Regions from separate parts of the Homo sapiens genome. Here region 1 is linked to region 2. A link is a contact called in ENCODE Hi-C data. All regions are on one chromosome and are shown on one strand. The core of a region is the stretch at or near the end of the contact, and the rest is flanking DNA. Distances in the headings are between cores, read along the strand shown.

Region 1 (2,731 bases), core at 50-2,549, 1.6 Mb before region 2:
GGGATTACAGGCGTGAGCCACTGCGCCCGGCCTACAATGTTCATCTTATAGGTTATATTTTTTCAATGCAGAAGAATGTTAGTATTCTCATTCATCAAGCAGCCTCACACAGCATCCTTTACCTGAGAGTAAGCATCAGCTCCCAGGCTTACGGTGACCCTAATCAATATGAAGACACCCTGTTTCAGAAGTCAGTAGGACACCTTTCTATTTCTTGAATCATCCAAAATACAGTAAGGAGGTCGCTGGTGACTTCCCCCATGATGGGAAGTACTAAAAGGCAGAATCCACTTAGTTTTTCATGACTTCATGTTTAGGTTACTTTGGTGATTCACTCCAGGCCATTGGGAGCCCACAGTAATTGTTTCTCATTCCCGTTTCTCTCTTCCTTAAACTTTTCTTTTCCAATTATTTATTCTTTATTAGATCCATGTATTTTTAATAATGAATTGAATTTCATTCTGTAATTGGGCTTCTCAAAGATAATTGACCTCTTCTCTCCCAATTGTTTTCATGCGTATTTTGCAGAGAATGCTTGGAATATTCTGTTCATGAAAGGCACAAAGTACATAAAATATTTTGAGTGATTTTCTTCAAAATAAAAATGATTAGTTTTGATGCTTCAGATGTCTAGAATGCTATGTGCCTTGTACAGGCCCTACGGCATGGAAAGTGCTCAACTGATATTTGTTAAATGAATGAATCTGGAAAACGAAAAATACACGAAATATTTTATTCCTCAACAATGAAGAAAAAGCTTTCAGACTTCCATTTAGACTCGTTTTAACTGGCTGAATTCTTCAATGAAAAGAAAACACGCGTCGCACTGCTAATTTAGCTGTTCCTAAATATATTTCCATCAAATTCTGCTTGGCTGTTTCAACCTTGGGGTTGAAGTTCTTATTTTGATGACACAGAGACGTTCATTGCAGTGGAAATAGCAAGTAGTATTGGCTTCCCCGCCTTCCTCCCTCTAGGATTTCAACTTCTCCTCCTCGAACACCAGCCCTGCTCTTCTAGTAAATCCCACATTACAGAACAGGCTGAGGACGGAGGAGACAAGAGGAAAGTAGGAAACCGGAGCCATGGAAACGGCGGAGCGGAGGCAAAGTGTGAGAGCGCGGGTGGTTAGAAGGGAAAAAACCCTCCCCGGACGACGGCGCGAAGGCGCGCCTCAGATTACGTCACGCACCGGGGTGACGTCACGACCGTGACACGCGGGTGACGCCGTTGCCGCGGCGACTTCTCGTCGTCTCCGCCCCCTTCCCCCGCTCCCCCCCGCACCCCCGCCTAGCGTCCTTCCCCCAATCCCCTCAGGCTCGGCTGCGCCCGGGGCCGCGGGCCGGTACCTGAGGTGGCCCAGGCGCCCTCCGCCCGCGGCGCCGCCCGGGCCGCTCCTCCCCGCGCCCCCCGCGCCCCCCGCTCCTCCGCCTCCGCCTCCGCCTCCGCCTCCCCCAGCTCTCCGCCTCCCTTCCCCCTCCCCGCCCGACAGCGGCCGCTCGGGCCCCGGCTCTCGGTTATAAGATGGCGGCGCTGAGCGGTGGCGGTGGTGGCGGCGCGGAGCCGGGCCAGGCTCTGTTCAACGGGGACATGGAGCCCGAGGCCGGCGCCGGCGCCGGCGCCGCGGCCTCTTCGGCTGCGGACCCTGCCATTCCGGAGGAGGTGAGTGCTGGCGCCACCCTGCCGCCCTCCCGACTCCGGGCTCGGCGGCTGGCTGGTGTTTATTTTGGAAAGAGGCGGCGGTGGGGGCTTGATGCCCTCAGCCACCTTCTCGGGCCAGCTCCGCGGGCTGGGAGGTGGGCATCGCCCCCGTGTCCCTCTCCGTCATGCAGCGCCTTCCTACGTAAACACACACAATGGCCCGGGGGGTTTCCCTGGCCCCCACCCCAGATGTGGGGATTGGGGCAGCGGTGGTTGAGCGGGAGGCTATCAATAGGGGGCGAAACTCAGGGTTGGTCCGAGAAGGTCACGATTGGCTGAAGTATCCAGCTCTGCATCTCTGTGGGGTGGGGGCGGCGGCGGCCTCGACGTGGAGGATATAGGTTAGTTGCTGGGGCTGAGACAACAGCCCGAGTTACTGTCGCGTGTAATTCTTACATGGTCGTGGGGATGATGGGGCTCATCATTTCCTCTCTCCTCTCCCGGACTGCCCCCCTTCTCAGTCCGCTGCCCTTTTTCACTTTTCTATTTGGGGATTTCTCTTCACCTGTTTTACCCAGCAAATTATTTTGATTTAGTCTTTACTTTTTCAATCCTAAATCGCAGTTTCCGATGCCTTTTCTGGTCTCTGGTCCTCTGTTCCTAATGTTTGTCAGCGCTCTGTCGCTGATTGGTAACCCCCATTCTATTCCCATCTACCGCCCGCTCATTTTCCAGTTGTCGGACCTGCCTGCCTTCTAACCCCAGCTCCCACTTAAGAGCATTTTTGCACTTCTCTTACCCTGGTCCTCTTGAGGCTCTGTACTTGATCTCACCACTCCCTAACATTGTTGTCTGTTGTTATCTTCACAAATCCTCCTGGACACTTTGGAGCTACTTGTTTTCTGAGCCCAGAAGCTGTCAAGATTCCATCAGGTTTCACTTGGCTCTTTTCGCGCTTGCACTACTGGCACTTTTTGGCTAGTCGTCCATTGTGCATTCACACCTCTTTATTCCTACCCATTTTTATAGGTCTGATTGATTTCTTAGTGTTGTCCTCCTTTTTGTCCTATTTTTTTCCTTTTCCTTTTTC
Region 2 (2,700 bases), core at 186-2,685:
CTTAGAATGGGGCCAGGTTTGATAGTTCACGCCTGTAATTACAACACTTTGGGAGGCCGAGGCAGGCGGATCACCTGAGGTCAGGAGTTCAAGACCAGCCTGACCAACATGGAGAAACCCCGTCTCCACTAAAAATACAAAATTAGCCGGGCGTGGTGTCGCATGTCGCCTGCCTGTACTACTCGGGAGGCTGAGGCAGGAGAATCGCTTGAACCTGGGAGGTGATCACAATCTTAGAATGGCTTCCCATTACACTTACAATAAAGTTTAAGTTCCTGTTCGGCCTACCACTTCATCTACCTCCACTTCACCCACCACACCTTAGGGCTAAACCACTCTCAACTGGCAATTTTTCTCCCCTTGGGCTTTCAATTGTGTAGCTTTTAAACCTGGACCCTAACCCCAATTTACTTGCTAACTCCAAATTAGCCTTCAGGTCCCTGATTAATTTCCTCCGGAAAACCTTCCCTAACTACCCCTTCTTTATACCCCAGCCCCTGTTGTCTACACCTTGAGCACTTATTTATCCTCAGTACTTTACTGTATGGCTCCTTAGGTGGGCAGCAAGTGTCTTAAGGACAGGACACATGTGCATCTGATTCTTCCTGTTTAGACCAGGTTCCTAGCACAGACCCTAACGTTGCCACCTTTTAAAAACTAGGTGAATTTGAGTTCTAAGATTTTACATTCTGACGTCCGTGGCTCAGAAATTCGACAGTTGATCGTTCTCCCTTTCCCCACATTGCTCAAGGGCAGCAAGTTTCCTTCCCTAAAGCCCAGTTGTTCTTTTCCGCCTCAAAAAGAAATGCTTCTTAGAATAACTTTTCTAGGGGACGGGTGAGGAAATTGTTGGCCAGATGCTGTGGCTTTAAGTCTAGCAACAGTACACCCTTCAACTCCATCTTCATTGTTTTATCCCCAGCATTGAATCCTCCATTCCACTTTCCTGACTGCCCTCCGCAGAGGCAACAGACCAGCCAATGAAATCCTTCGGGACGGGTCCGCCCCTCTGCAGGACAGGCTGACGTCCCCAGAGCGACTCTGCGCCCCCCCCCGCTGGTCCTTTGGTCCCCGAGTTTATGCCAGAGCATGGAGCCTAGGGCCTGGGTTGGTTTGGTCAGAACCAGGGCTCCGTGGGAGGGTTGGCCTCAGAAATGCAGGAATTAAACACCGTGCTCCCCACCCTAGCCCAGACCCGGCTCTTCCTCCCTCCCCAGCACGTAGAGCACCCGGGACATGGCTCCCGTACCCGATGTGCACGGAAAGCCTTCACAAGGTACCGATAGGCCGCGGTGTCGCGATAGGGTCGGCCGGTGGCCGCGCTCAGGTAGCGCAACTCCCGCAGAAGTCCTCGAAAAGTGTGCGACGGGGACCCTAAGGCCGCCATTGTCCTGTCCTTCTCCGAGCGTGGTGCCCAACGGCGTCCTACGACCCTGAAAACCCCTCCTCCGGCCCAGGCGCCTAATGGTACGGTCGGACAGACTACCGACTCCCCCTATCGACTGACGAGCAGTGGAACCGCTCACTTGTCCGTTGACCGAACCTTATTAATCGAAGGCCCAGGGGCGCCGTAACAAAATCAAACGAAACCCGACTGTTAACTGAAGGTACCAGGACCTCTAACCCAGAACAAGGGTTTGGGGAAACAGGGGCTTTTCTTCACTGCGTCATTGAAGATGCCCGTTAGCCGACCAACCGCTGAGTCTCAGGAGAAGCGGGCCCGGCGGGGGGTGTGGGTGTGGATTTGATATGGAACACGCTGAGAAGACATTTTTAAATGATTTATAAAAGGGATATCAAAATTCAACGTATTGACGTCTCCCCAAATCCCAGGGGACCTGCGGCTCAGACAAAGGACATGGGTGTGTGCAGATTCTCGAAAATTGCAGCCCACCAGCTAGTAAAAACACACACACACTTCCCATTTAAAAAAAAAAAAAGTAAAGTTGGCATATTTCGCTTTGTTTAGAAAGGGGAAAAAAGGACAAAAGTCACAGGCCACCCCAGATGGGACTCGAACCCACAATCCCTGGCTTAGGAGGCCAATGCCTTATCCATTAGGCCACTGGGGCTTCTGCAAACGACGCGCTCACACAACATATTCAACTATTTTCCTCTTTGGTACGTCATCGTCACTTCATTTTCGCCTTACCCTATCCCACGAAACCACACCTAGCGCCCACGTGAGGGGTGACGTATGCTGGGAGTTGTAGTTAGAGAACAAAAGTCCACATCACCGCGCCAAAGGCTTTACCCTCGAAACTGCACCGATGCTCCGGACGTTGAACGGGCGCGCGCACGCTTCTGCGTACGCGCTTGCCTGCGCAATAGTCTCCGCGCCTGCGCCGTAGTCCCCGCGCCTGCGCAAAAGCGGGCATGCGCCGTCGCGGAGCACAGCGCGCTGGGCAAATTGGCCGGATCTTCGAGACTCGCCCTCTGAACGTCAGCTCTGGTGGGTTTTTACCGGAAGCAGCCGGACCTTTTCCGGTGTTGCGAATTTCCAGGAGGAGCTTTGCTCCAGCGGCCGTTAGATGGCGCCTGCCGCGGTCAATTTCTGCTTCCGGTTGAAGCGTTGAGGCCATTTCCGCAGGCCGGGCGTGGTGGCGCACGCCTGTAATACCAGTACTTTGGGAGGCCGAGGCGGGCGGATCATCTTAGGTCGGGGGTTTGAAACCAGCCTGACCAACACAGAGAAACCCT

Evidence for each region. Hi-C counts contacts between places; a loop is a spot of excess contacts on that map. Pooled maps may share reads with other maps.
Region 1: a map of CD14-positive monocyte shows a loop between it and region 2 (7-fold over the local background). The contact joins the promoter of BRAF here to the promoter of FMC1 in region 2. A Hi-C loop is called at or near these places in 4 of 168 maps with a recorded cell type or tissue (CD14-positive monocyte, CD8-positive, alpha-beta T cell and naive thymus-derived CD4-positive, alpha-beta T cell), 7 of 37 single-sample maps with no recorded cell type and 19 of 50 pooled maps.

What each region holds. Positions count from the first base shown.
Region 1 is chr7:140,923,497-140,926,227 of GRCh38, reverse strand. It overlaps BRAF (B-Raf proto-oncogene, serine/threonine kinase), which reads left to right and starts at 1,299. Exons shown (of 18, transcript NM_004333.6): 1 at 1,299-1,662. The coding sequence starts at 1,525. LOC105375536 (a long non-coding RNA gene) reads right to left here and starts at 1,136. Exons shown (of 5, transcript XR_002956518.2): 1 at 1-1,136. RefSeq lists a silencer at 1,407-1,476.
Region 2 is chr7:139,340,072-139,342,771 of GRCh38, reverse strand. It overlaps FMC1 (formation of mitochondrial complex V assembly factor 1), which reads right to left and starts at 1,435. Exons shown (of 2, transcript NM_197964.5): 1 at 1,250-1,435. The coding sequence starts at 1,387. It overlaps FMC1-LUC7L2 (FMC1-LUC7L2 readthrough), which reads right to left and starts at 1,435. Exons shown (of 11, transcript NM_001244584.3): 1 at 1,250-1,435. The coding sequence starts at 1,387. TRR-CCT4-1 (tRNA-Arg (anticodon CCT) 4-1) reads right to left here and starts at 2,072; the gene lies at 2,000-2,072. It also overlaps a transcript of LUC7L2 not described here. RefSeq lists enhancers at 1,195-1,444, 892-1,459, 1,715-1,784, 1,815-1,884, 2,195-2,254.